Regions from separate parts of the Homo sapiens genome. Here regions 1 and 3 are each linked to region 2. The links are chromatin loops, found by intact Hi-C in ENCODE. Cell type or tissue: GM12878. All regions are shown on one strand. Links, peaks and the distances in the headings refer to the core of each region. The heading gives the core; the rest is flanking DNA.

What was found. Hi-C counts contacts between places; a loop is a spot of excess contacts. Peaks named below come from ENCODE experiments on the same cell type or tissue, not always from the same donor. Only the 100,000 strongest peaks of a DNase experiment are listed, where the experiment ranks them.
Region 1: it touches region 2 in a loop (11-fold over the local background); 1 of 110 quality-filtered maps calls a loop at or near these places.
Region 3: a loop joins it to region 2, with 4 times the contacts of the local background. A loop is called at or near these places in 1 of 110 quality-filtered maps.

Annotation. Positions count from the first base shown.
Region 1 is chr4:152,276,783-152,281,155 of GRCh38, forward strand. No RefSeq gene overlaps it. Among named protein-coding and RNA genes, the nearest start is that of FBXW7-AS1, 59 kb to the right of the region's middle. In GM12878, for the core only: no CTCF peak of the experiment used is centred there; DNase peaks (open chromatin) are centred at 2,029 and 2,759.
Region 2 is chr4:151,884,957-151,889,329 of GRCh38, forward strand. The region is part of intron 2 of LOC127898557 (a long non-coding RNA gene); the gene reads left to right. LOC102724700 (a long non-coding RNA gene) reads right to left here. Exons shown (of 5, transcript NR_188364.1): 4 at 3,535-3,622; 5 at 1,990-2,807. Among named protein-coding and RNA genes, the nearest start is that of LINC03074, 69 kb to the right of the region's middle. In GM12878, for the core only: no CTCF peak of the experiment used is centred there; DNase peaks (open chromatin) are centred at 2,655, 3,155 and 3,675; H3K27ac peaks cover 1,458 bases.
Region 3 is chr4:151,796,558-151,800,930 of GRCh38, forward strand. LOC127898557 (a long non-coding RNA gene) reads left to right here and starts at 2,802. Exons shown (of 4, transcript NR_183042.1): 1 at 2,802-3,060; 2 at 3,345-3,467. LOC105377488 (a long non-coding RNA gene) reads left to right here and starts at 2,802. Exons shown (of 4, transcript NR_183038.1): 1 at 2,802-3,060; 2 at 3,345-3,467. In GM12878, for the core only: no CTCF peak of the experiment used is centred there; a DNase peak (open chromatin) is centred at 2,344.

The DNA.
Region 1 (4,373 bases), core at 1,049-3,548, 390 kb after region 2:
AAACTCATAGACCATCTAACTCAGAGAGCCCATCCAGAAATTGCATTTCTCTGGGAAGTCAGGGACCCAGCCTCTGGGCTGCTGAAAGTACTCAGCCCAGGGCAGGCCTAAGGGAGAGCAGGTGTGGGCAGGTTGCATGAGGATAATATGGAATGAGGAGAAATGTGTTTTGGAGCTTGTGGGTGAGGAGAAAATGGTGCTTTTGTCTCAGAGGCACTGAGACACCTGGGAGTGGGGCTGGGGTGCGGGTGGTGGGGTGAGGTAACTGCAGTAGAAAAGAGAGATTGGCGTGGGCATCCCTACGGATGCAGGAGACCCAGGAAAAATTCAAGGCATCATATTGACAAGGAAAGCCAAAAGAAATAAAGACCATTACTGGCTGCATTATTAAGCACACACCCAAATAGTGCTCACAGTGCAGATACCGAGACAGGCAGATTCTAGGATTCATATGTCAAGCCCATTCACTTCCTACAGAAGAAAAATAAAAGACAACCTGGTTGGGGGGGAAATCCTCATAGAGAGGTGGCCCCACAGCAGGCAGCTGCCGGTGGTCTGGATCACACTTTGTCTCCCAGCATAACAGTTGAGCTATCTGGGGAAAATTCCTTAGCCCCTCTAAGCCTCAGTTCCCACAGCTAGCAAATGGGGGTAATGGTCATAACCCTTCCTCTCAGAGTGTGAAGATGGAAAGAGAGTCTGCATTTCAGCACTTAGCACAGTGCCCAGCACACGCAACAAGAGGTAGCTGTCATCAACATTAAGCTGTTATTCACGCCCTCAGGAGGACTCTGGACCCAGCCAGGGCCAAGGTAGAGAACCTCAAGGGGGAATCCTCTTCCCTATCAGTGGCTCAGCAAAGACCACTCTGAGGAACCCATCACGTTTTGGGGATAGGGCGAGTTGTTTGGTCTAAACAGCTTGGGAAGAAGAGACCCAGGAAAGGAGCGCCATCCTGAAATCTTTGATGAGCTCTCAGAGAGAAGAGGGGGTTTCAGGCTTTCCTACCCCAGAGGACAGATTTGAGTCCATTGGCAAGGGTGGAGCTCAGAGGCGGCCCAAGGAAGTCCTTCCTCCTAATGAGAGTTGGTGAAGAACAGAAGTTGCTGTCTGGAAAGGCTCTGAGTTCCCTTCTCAAAGGCCCTTTACCATAATTATAATGTGTGTGTCACAAACAACCCTCAGGAGAACAGAGCTAGAGAACCTTTGCCTCAGGAAATGTTCAAGCTGAAGCTGGATGATCAAATGCTGGTGAGGGGCGCCTGGCACTGTGCAAAGCTGAGACCAGGCAGCCCACTCGTGGGTTAGGACTATCTACAGCTCCGTTGCATTGAGCACAGTCTACATGCCAGGAAGGCCCAAGGCTAAGTACTTCACACACACTAGCTGGCTTCAACCCTACAACACCAACATGAGGCAAGCACTACTGGTAGCTCTGTTTTACAGAAGAGGAAACTGAGGCCCTTGGATGGTAAGTCAGTTGCCAAAGCTTCACAGTTAGATCACACAGCCAAGATCCAAATCCAGGCACAGCTGGCCATAGAGCCTGTGAGCTAACTGCTGCACTGCACAGCTCTAGCCAGGACAGTTTGTCCTTGCCCTACCTACATGCTGCCTGTGGCCAGGACCTCTGGTGACAGGGGAGATGGAACCATGTGAGCCTGGAAAGCAGGCTGACAGGAAGTAGATGGCACTGTCCTTCTGGCCTAGGGTAGGGCCAAGAGACCACAGCTCTCCACATCACTAAGAAAGATAGGACCTTGCCTGGGGCTGGGAGAGTTCCGGGAAGTTTCTGTAGCAGCGCTGGCTGGTCTGTTGCTTTGCATGCTTATTGCTTTTGTATGGAGTAGGTATCTGATCTCCCCAACACCTGCCAGCTCCGCCTCTGCGTTCTTTCCCTTCCTTGTACACCCAGCCCCTGCCTCCCACCCTGGCATCTCCCTCCCTTCCCCCGCCATGCAGAGATCTGAGTCACTGACAGCAAGTGGGTGAGAAGAAACAGAGAAGGCAGAATCAAGAAATGAAAACCCTAAGGGCAGCAACAATTAATATTTAACTTGAAAATTGCCTGGGAACAGAAAGCTCAGGCTATTCATGTGCAAATCATATGCAAACACTCTCCACATCGGGCCCTTGTAATTATTCTGCAAACCTGCCTGGCCAGCTCTAAGGGCAGCTTGGGAAACCCCAACACCCCAATCCTGCTGCAGGCTGCAAACCTCCCCATGACAGGGCTTGGGAGGGTCTCCAGGTGACACCACTCGGGTGACACCAGCTTGTCCCAGAATTCCTCAGGCCAAAGCTCTTTCCAATTCTTGAGGAAATGTTTCTCCTGCCAGGGAAAGTTCCCAGCCCCGCATCTGGGCTCCCCTTGCCACTCCCCAAAAATGCCTTCCTGACGGTCACCCATGGCCTCCTGATGACTAAATCCCAGTGTCTCCACTCATCCTCCACTTCCAGGCAAAAGCCAGAGCAGCTGATGCCTGAGGCTTCTTCTGTGCTGCCCACCCAGGGCCTCCTCCCTTCCGTCTGACTGCCCTTCCCTGGCCCTGTCAGTGCCACCTTAGCTCCAGCGTGGGGGTGAGCCTGAGAAGGCCTCTTCTCCCCCACATCCGATACGCCCTGGGCAGGAGGGTGGGTCTCTTCGGAGGGTATGGGCGGGCCCTGCACTGGCTTCTGATTATCCTGCATATGGCGGGAAAACAGTTCAGTCCCCCTTCCCCTCCCCAGGTCACCTAAGGCCAGCCCAAATCTGGCGTCACTAGAAGTTCACTTGCAGGGTTAGGTGACCTGGAGCTCTCAGGCCTGAGAGCACAGGCTGAGGACAGGTGCTTTTCTTCACAGCTGGGAGCTCCCTGAGGACACAGCCCCCCAGGCCCATGCTCACCACTGCACCCAGACCTTGAGAGTGTCCCCTGGGGCATCGCCTCCAACTGCAGCCAAGCTGGGGAAGGACACACAGGACCAGGGGAGCAGCCCCAGCCCTAGGCTCAGCCCCTGCCAGAACAGTCTTTAGCATGGGTACTTGTCTCCATCTCAGCCCGCATCCCTCACTCAGACGTGTCAGCTTTTACTGGATCTGATTTATTTCATATCCACATATGTTGAAGAAGGAGCCTGTAAAAAGCTCAGCACATTGGCTGGCCTGTGTTCAGCACCTAATATGAGGCAACTGCCCTTGACCATAAACTCTGAAATGAGTCAAGTGTCCACAGTTCCAAAGGGTTTGGTGCCTTGTTCTCACTGGAGTCACGGAGCCCGGAGCAATGCACTGCCAGGCAGGGCTGCCTTGGCCAGCACCACCGTCATCACCATGCCCAGAGCAGGTGGGATAGGCGATGGTGAGGGGGTGGTCCCCACCATGTGTGGATAATTTCCTAATTCCATGATGCCTGTGGCTGATGGTCATTCATCCTACTATGTATTTACTGGGCATCTGCTACGTGCCTGGCACTGTTGTGACCCTTCCCTCAGGGAGCTTCCATATCCATGGGGGAAGCTGATCTTAAGACAGAACCTGAATTCACTAACAGTTGTGAGAGAGACGGGGGAAAAATTTACCACACTAAACATAAAAGGTAACAAGTGAGATAAAAAGTGCATCCAGCTGGGTGTGGTGGCTCACAAACTGTAATCCCAGCACTTTGGTAGGCCGAGGTAGGAGGATCCCTTGAGGCCAGGAGTTCAAGATCACTGTGGGCAACGTAATGAGAACCTGTCTCTACAAAAAATTAAAAATTTAGCTGAGCATTGCTGACTTGTGCCTGTAGTCCCAGCTACTTGGGAGGCTGAGACAGGAGGATTGCTTGACCCTAAGAGGTGGAGGCTGCAGTGAGCTGTGATCATGCTACCACACATGGGTGACAGAGTGAGACTCTGTCTTCAAAAAAAAAAAAAGTGCATCATCCCATTTTCAGAAATATTAAAATGTAGAGAAAAATACACATCTGAAACCCAAAGAACTATAATAATATAGTTTATAGTGACATAACAATAATACATAGTAATATAATATATAATATAGTCATAAAGGGCACTTTATTTTAATTGCAACTTACCTGGTTGCCAGAAAGAAAAACTCAGTCACAGTAACTCAAATATAAAGAACAGAGGGCAATTTATGACATGCAACAGCAAGATACACATCTAGGCCCTACAGGAACCATGCTGGGGCCGGAATGGCATTGAAAATGGTGACAGCCACCCTCTGCCTGCTGTCCCTTCTCTGCATCTTTCTCACCACACACTTCACACTCATCTTTCCACCAAGAGCTTCCCCTGCTTCCTCAGGTTTCTATCTGGGCTGGCCAGGTCTCTGACTGTGGTAACAACTTTTGGTCCCCCACAGTGAGCTCCAGAGTAGTAATTCCAGG
Region 2 (4,373 bases), core at 1,216-3,715:
GTCACGTGCTGGTGGTTCACTGGAAAATGTGGCTGAATCTTGCAAGGAACCATATGGCAAAGGTGGTGTGTTAGGTACTGAACAGCCACTCTCACCTTCTACTTTATGAAGAGAAGTCCAATTCTATTGGAGAAAACGTTGCTGGCTAAAATGCCTGGCTAAAAATCGCATTGCCTAGTTGCAGCTCAGGTTGTTCAAGTAAAATAGGTCAATGAGGGGAGGCCTGCTGGGGATATCTCAGAAGGTTTGTTTTCCTGTGATGGACAATATTCTTTCCTCCTTTAGCTCTTTTCGCTCTTCCTTATTTCCTTATTTCTTGTAACTTGGATGAGATAGCTGGAGCTCTGGCAGCTATTTTGTGAGAATGAGGATGAGAGCGCTACCCTAGGATGACAGAGCAACAAGCCAGAACGAGCTTAAGTCAATGACAACATTGTGAAGCCATCGTAATAGCCCCAGACTTCTCATTACCTCTTTCTTACTTAAGCCATGATTGTTTGGATTTTCTGCTACTTATAACATCATTTTATCCTTAATCATACATACCACCACTGCCTATAAGAGATAGAGCCACCACCACCTGTCTCTGTGAAGCCCACAGGCAGTGAGCCAGATGAGCAGCTAGTGACTGGCCCCAAAGGAGGGCCTCAGCTTCTCCATAGCAACAACAGAAGGAGAAAGTCCTCCCTCCCTGTCCCCGTTCTTACCCCAACACTGAAGGGAAAGGGGGAGAGTGTGAGTACAGACACCCCACCCCTGCCACCCAACGACTGCTCCATGCCAAGCCTCAAGAGACTTAAATCCGGCCCGTGGGACAGTGTGTGGAATAAGTGTTTAAACCACTCTTAAAAACTGAAAATGACTGTTTTAATAAACAGAAGTAATTGTCAAGTTTTGGAGTCAGGTTGAAATGTTGAGGGAGCCACTACCCAGTGCAAAAAAGGGATTGGATTCAGCAGAATTAGAGACAGTTTAGAAAACAACATTATTTCAATTCTGTACCCCTATAGAGTTAAAATATCTCAATAAACTGCTTATAACATAAATCTGCTTAATTTCAATTCTCTTAGATCCATCCCCACATCTCTATGTACTGATATGGAAAGATTTCCAGGACAGATCCTAAGTTAAACGAAAAAAGAGGGAAGTACAACACAGCATGCACAATAGGCTACCTTTGGAAAATAAAAGGGGGCAAACAGGAACTGCCCTGGAAACACATACCGGATTATCTACAGGGTGGATGGCAATGGAGGAAAAGCAGGATTTCTTAGAAGATATTTCTTTATATGGATTTGATTCTTGAATCATGTGAATGTATTCCCAAGTAAAAATTTTAAATTCGAAATGTTAGTGTCACAGAGTATTCAACTTTCTTACAGAAAAGACATTTAGATCAACAGATGACAAAAATAGGAGACTGCAAAATTCTTCCTTCCATCCACCTCCAATAATGAAATCAGTGTTTGTTTGCTGCTTTTTTTAGACAAATCTCCCCGTTTTGTAAAACAAGGGAGTATTTTTTGTTTTACAAAACTGAGAGATTTAGGTAAGCCGTGAGTTAGTGGAAACATCCGGAACCATATAAGGGAGCTTTAGCTTTTGTGTGAAGGAAAGAAAACAGTTTGTGACTTTAGCTGAAACAAATAATAATTAATATATTACTGTATATAATTGATTACTATAGTATATTTTATATTGATATAAAATATATTAGCATATTTATATATTAATATATTATTATATCCATATATTAATTTAATACAAGTAATATATTAATATATATCATATGTTATTATAATATAAAATTGTATATTATAATAACATATACTAATATAATACGTTACATATCTTAGTAATATGTGACTGTATATAATTTTATGTTAATTTATTTTTCAAACTTCTTGTGACCAGATTTTCTGTACCTAAGAGAAATTTTCTGTAACTAAGAGAACTTTAGCTGCAGAAATATAACACTAGTGAGAAATCTAACAAGTTTGTTTATTTAAGGCAAGGGTTGGCAAACTATAGCCCGTGGGCCCAATCCAGCCAGCTGCCTACTTTTTACAGCCAGTAAGCTAAGAATGGTTTTGACATTTTTGAGTGGTTATGTTTTAAATGGTTGTATAAATATCTACATAATGTCCTTGCTATTGCCTCTTGGCCTCCAAGTCTGAAGATGGGAAAACATTGCTCTGGGTTGGGTGTTTCTATTGTGCTAATGCCTCATTTGGTACCCAAAGCCCTGAAGCAACAAGACTTAGTTGTGTCTCGTTCCAGCTGCCAGATGCAGAGAAGGCCTAGCATGCATAGCTCAGTATGTCACCGGCCCATGAATGTGTCTCTTAAATACAGAAAAGACGACACGTCAGCCTGTTGCAATGGGGTTCTGTGGCTTGAAAAAGACCTCTGTATTGTATATGAATCTTAGTAATTGGAACTTGGACTCATCACGTCTTTTTTAGCAATGACATTGTAACAGCATGCACCCATCCATCATCGTGTCATCCTTATGAAAATGGTCTCCACTGGTCAGCTTGTCATAGTTAATTAGTCTTCCAATGTATGGATAGTCAGAAGCAAAGCGACTTTGAGGTTTTTTTTGACAATTTTAAAAGTGAACTCCAGAGATACCTGATCTTTCCTGCCTTTTAATTAGAGCCTTTTCATTTGAGGAGGAGAGTGTCCTTGTGGTTAGGAGTACAACCAGCCTAGTTCTGCTTCCCATTTTCAGTTCTGTAGGCGACTCATAGCAACCACAGGCAAGTCGGTGACTGAGTCCTCCAATATGTGCAGTACAGGAAGTTCTAGAATAAAATGCAGTTAGCTGATTGCTACTCAAATGTAGATATTGTTGATATCTTAGTGAGAAAAGGGTAGTGTATTAGATACCGCTATGAAATCTCTAAACTTAGTAGTTTAAAAAAGATGAACAACCATTTGTTTAGCTCAAGATTCTGTAAGTCATCAATTTAGTCTGGGCACAGCTTGCTCTGTCAGGCACCCACAGTCAGTGGTGTTGGTGTGTTGGGTGGATGGGTGGTTGTGTTCATCTTGGCTGGGCTCTCTCATGTCTCAGGCTTTGGCTGGGACAATGAGCTATGCCTCTCTGCTCCGAATAGCTTCTTTTCCCACAGCAGGCTAGCCCAGGCAGACATAGGGGTCTCGAAAGAGAGTGAATGTGTGTAAGAAATCTTAAAGCCTAGGCTTGGAATGGGCAAAATATGACTCCATCATATTTTAATGGTCAAAGCAGGTCACAAGGCGAGCCTGGACCCAAAGTGAAGGGAAACAGACTCTACCTCTTGATGAAAGGGGCTTCAGGGTCATGTTTCAAGGGCATGGTTGCAGGAAGAAGAAGGGTTGTGGTTATTTTGCCATCTACCTCTGGGAGCTAAAACATGAAGGAACACATGCAAGGTGTGAACCGGCCCTGCTGCCAGACAAGGTGAGGGGAAGAGGCCATGACCGTGAAGTCTAGATGCTAAGCTGTGAGAGAGGGACTGATCAGGGGAATTCAGTGACCTCACGTACAGCAGGGATATAGATGATACCGCTGTTTTTCCCCGGGTCTCATTTCTGGCAGAAGAGAGTGAGGGAGCCTCCAGGAGAGAAGTCAGACCTGCAAAGGATGAGTAGGTGTGTGAGTAGCACCATGGGGGGTTTTGGTTAATTTAGTGAAGAAAGAGGGTATTTTTCCATATGCATTGGGAAACCAAGAGTGAACACAGGCTCTGAGTTCAACAGGCTAGTGGAGAGGAAAGAAAACTGCACGCAGGAAGGAAATCCCCTGAACCAAGAGGCTGAGGTTTGATGTTGTGAGCTCAGCCTTCCAAGGCAGACACACATGACTTCTAGTTGTGGTGTGACACCTTATTAACTGTGTGACTTTGGGCAAATCACTTTACCTCTCTAAGGCTCAATCTCCATATCTGTAAGATAAGGATAATAATATATGCCTCAGAGTACTGTAGGGGTGACTAAAGGAGATAATCCATTGTAATATGTCTAAATCGATACCTGGCAGGATAACGGCTGTCCATGAGTGTCCATTGTTACTAACCTTCTTACTTTTGTTGCTATTGATTTTTCATGCATGGCCCACAATTCTAGTTTGCAGTACTGGCCACACTGATGAGCTCTCCTAGTATTTTAGATGAACAGTTTCATGTGGGTGTACCACTATCAATTCTAAAGTAACATACATTGAGATAAATGAATTGTCCCTTCATACAATGTTCCTTTCCCAAATGTTTGTATCTGTTCATTCAGCACCACCATTTAGCCACCCAAAGAATCTTTGTTTCCTTCCTTCCTTCAGACCTCATATCCGGTCATCAAACTATGACATATCTCTCACCCTGTACTTCCCA
Region 3 (4,373 bases), core at 1,049-3,548, 89 kb before region 2:
ATCAAACGGTATTTGGGCAGAGACCCCAAGGAAGCATGGGAACAGTCCTGATGCAGGTCTCTGGGGGAAGAGCCCCCAGGCACAGAGGGCAGCCTATGCAAAAACCCTGAGACAGAAGGCTTGGCGGAGGGGGCAGCAAGGCTAATGTGGCCAAAGTCAAGTGGGCGGAAAGGGAGTGATGGGGCATGAGGTCCCAGAATATTTGGGGGACTGGATCTTAGATTGGCTTTCTAGGTCAAGGGAAGGCTTTGGGATCCTCTGACAAGAATGGGAAGCCATCAGAGAGTTTCAAGCCGAGAAATTACATTTCGAGAGGATCATTTGGCTGCTTCATAGAAAACGCATAATGGGGAGGCAAGGGTTTAAATAGGAGAGTAGTTATGCTACTGTACAAATCTAGGCAATAGATTAGAGTGGCTTGGAAGAAGGTGGCAGGTGGAGGCGTTAAGGTGGATTCTACTTTTGGTTATATGCTGAAGGTAAAGCCAACAGAATTTGCTGACATATTGGATGTGGGATCACTTCACAGTCTCATTTCCCTGGAATTGCTACAAGGTACACAAAGATCTTTGAGATTTCTCCTCCCACCTGCTTTGGCCTTGATGATAGGTGCTCAAATATTGGTCATATTTGGGGTTTGCATCTTCCTTTGCTTGTTTTTGCCCTGGGCACATATATAGCATTTGCCAGGGCACGAGAACATGATTCTGCTGCCAATTCTGTTTTCTGAAACTGAACTTTGTGCTGCCACTGCAGGGCGTTCCCACTAAAGCTCAGCAGTTCTCCTGGATACAAGAACAACAAACATTTCCATTCTTCCATACACCATCACCTCTTTGCATTCATTATTCCTCCACCATCATCTTAGATGTCTCTTTCCTTCAAACTCTGCCCAAGCCTGAACTGCTTCGTGTTTAGACTGATGCAATCTTCATCCTGGTTTTTTTTTTTTTTCATGCTTCCAGAAAGCTAGCAGCTAGTAGCAAAAATTATCCTTATCCATCTTTGTTTTTATCATCTCAGATAAGTACAAAATCCCTTTCAGTTTTCTGTCTAGGCTTCCAATTCACTCTCCTTCCACTGTACCTCCCTCCTCCCCACCAAATTTAAGTTGATTAGCACATATTCTCATCCTTATTATTTTCATCTTCAGCACATATTTATATAATTTTGGATTCACTCTGGCAAACCACTTTGAGAACTGTGAGCAAATAAAGCAAGCATAGGGTCTGAACTGGGGAGAGGTTTTTCTTTTTTTCCATTGTCTGGTCAATCCTGCCTAGTACAAGAGAACTGAACACAGTAAGCTTTACTGTAATAGCAAACAGCACTAGGAGGGGTAACTCTTTACCCTGCAAATCTTCATTTTTTCCTTAGTGCAAAATAATTGTCATGTTCATCATTTATGCAACCTATCAAATATTTCTGGCTGTGTGCCTTCTGATGCACAAAAGAGGATTGTACTTCTTGGCCCCTTTTTGGTTGGATGAAGTCATGTGATGAATTCTGGCCAATGACTTGTGAGTGGAAGTAATACAATTTCTCAGCCAGTGCATTTAATTGCCAGAATAAGAATCTAGTTCCTTTCCTCTCTTGGGGATGTTGGTGGTGACTTCTAAGATGGTGATCTGGATCACTGATGGTGGCCTGGGTTACTGAGTTACTCTGGGGAGCAGATTCTTTTGACAACCTGTGGTGGATATGCAATATGAATGAGAAACCCTCATTTTTGCCACTGATATTTTAGGGTTGTTTATCACTGCAGCATAACCTAGCCTATCCTGGCTGATATATTCAGGTCATCTCATTCTGTGATAATTACTTGAGTTTTCAATCCTGTTAAATTGAGAACAGGACCTCAGGCAAATAAGGATTTGGATGGATGTAAAGGACTAACTTAAGTTAGATGCCAGAATGGTCTATTCTGGTCATGGGAGGCCTAAGGATGATGGTACTAGAAAGGGGGAAAGGGTTGCAAATGGAAGAAGTAGAAGGACCCTGAAGGCAAAATGAAAAAATAGCTGGAGTTTATCTAAGATTGGTACTGTGGTCTCATACAACTTCTCCATAGTGACAGAAAAGAGATTTAGTAATCTCTAACACTTGGCCTAATCCTAGATGCCTCCCAGCTGGGGGTCGCATTTGGTCAGGAAGGAACTTCCATGGTGACAAGAAGACAAGGCCAGAGGTACCACTTTGGAGGTTTCATAACCTCCAAAGGGGATAGATAACATGACTCATTTTCCCAGCTCTATTGTGGTTATTCAAATAAGTGACCATAGTCAATGTCTGTGAGCAGCTGCTGCAAGGTCAGGAGAACTCACCAAGACCTGATGCTGTTTCAGTATCACAGCATGTCAAAGGAATGATTTCTAGCTTCCTGTAGACACCATTAGCTAAATTGCAGTATCTGCTTCTCTTATCGTCTTTGCCAGGGTCATTGTTTCTTGCACTGAACCTCGGAGGAAGGATGAGGAGAGAGGTAGGTGCCTTCTGCCTCCCTCTCCTTTGGTATGAAGCCTGCTGGAAAAGAAGCCTGCTGTTTAGAAAGTTGCTTTGTTTCTAATTGGCATGAGGAGGCTTGAGAGAACCTCTACTTTTTGCTTGTGTTATGATTTTGTGACAGTGGGAAGTCAATCTTAGAGCATTTACAGCTCTCCCGAGCTGTCAGTAACTCAGAGACTTCAACTCCGATCAAAACCTATGACTAAAAAAAATTACCATAATCCAGTGACAGGCATGAAGAGAAAGCCATAATAATACTGATAACAATGTGCCAGTTAAGAGGCTATTATATTTAGTGCCTTACTTCAGCACAGAGAAATCGTCTCAGAGTTGCCATTGATATAACCAGTGCCTTGTTAACAGATGTGACCTGATCTTTGCAGGGCCTGTCTCAGATACTTACCTGTATATACCTGTGGGAGGAAGAAGAAAAAGGTGTGTCCACCTAGAATAATTTGTTTGCTGGAAGTTCTGTTGTTGGCAGAAAATGGAAGCTACAAACTAGTGTGGTTATCAGCAGGGAATGGGATCAAAGTTTCAGTCCAACAAGTCCAGGTAATTGCCCGAACCACACTGAAAACTCTCTTCAGGGTCCTCTAAAACACTCTATGTTGTATCTTTTGCACCAGAGCTGTCCTCTCCACGGTCATCCAGGAAACTTCTTTGCCACTCTACCTTGACTTTGGACACTGAGTAGTAATACCACATACTCTGATCTCATTTTCTTGGGGCCTCTGTAGGGGACTCCAGCTGTTTGATAAGCCCATTTGAGTTAAGTTGTTAATGCAGCTAATGGTGTAAGGTGTGCCCTTCTGACTCATCTATTTGCATCTTAACAGGCAACTTTCAGCTTGAAGGCCAAGGTGTTACTACTTAGAATTTAGGGCACAGAAGGCTGGTGTGTGTCGGCAGTGATATTTGGGAGAATGAGTCTGTTTGGGAGACACTTTAGGTCATACCAGGTAAGTAGCATATTCCTTTGCCTATAGATATAGGGGGAGTGATACAGCTTTCTATTTGCATTCTGGGACTCTGTGAATCTCTTCAGTTCTTTAGAATCAGTTAAAATGCCACCTCTTCCAGACACCCTTCCTTTGTGGAAATGGGATGCATTGCTTACTGGCCTCCCCTCTGAACTTACTGTACACAGCTACAGTACACATAATCTGAATATACTTGGAGGAGTGCACATACAACTGTTATTTAAGCAATATAGGCAGTCATGTGTCATAATTCTGTATGACTGAATAACAATAGTTACTCCACCACCAGGCTAGTGAGCCCTTTTGAGAAACCGAGTTCTCTTTTGGAATAGAGATTTCAAGTCTAAGGGGCCTCTCTATTTACCAACTATAGATATTAAACTGTATTAAAGATGATTAATACAGTTATAGGTTGGGAGTAAATTAGCTATACCACCTTTTATCATCCCCACAAGGAAAAGGGTCAGACCTTTGACATATAATACAATCCTTGCAACCTCTGTTTTATAGAATCATACTTGTATTTCTTTTTTGGCTATCTATTTTCTGTGTAACAAACCATCCCAAAACTTAGTGACCTAAAACAATAACCAGTTTATTTGCTCATGATTCTGCAATTAGAGCTGAGCTCAACTTGGTGGTTCTTTTGCTGGCCTTGCCAATGGTCACTCATATGACGGCATTTAGCTAGCTGTACAGCTGTGGCCTAGGCTCAGCGGGAATGCTGGCATGGCTGGACCTCACTCTCTCTCTCTCTTTCTCTCTCTCTCTCGTCTTGAGAACTCAGGGGCCTGGACTTCTCCAAATGATCTCTCCAGCAGAGAGGCTGGACATCTTCTATAGCACCTCAGGGCTCCTAAGAACGCGGAAGTAGGAGTTGCCAGG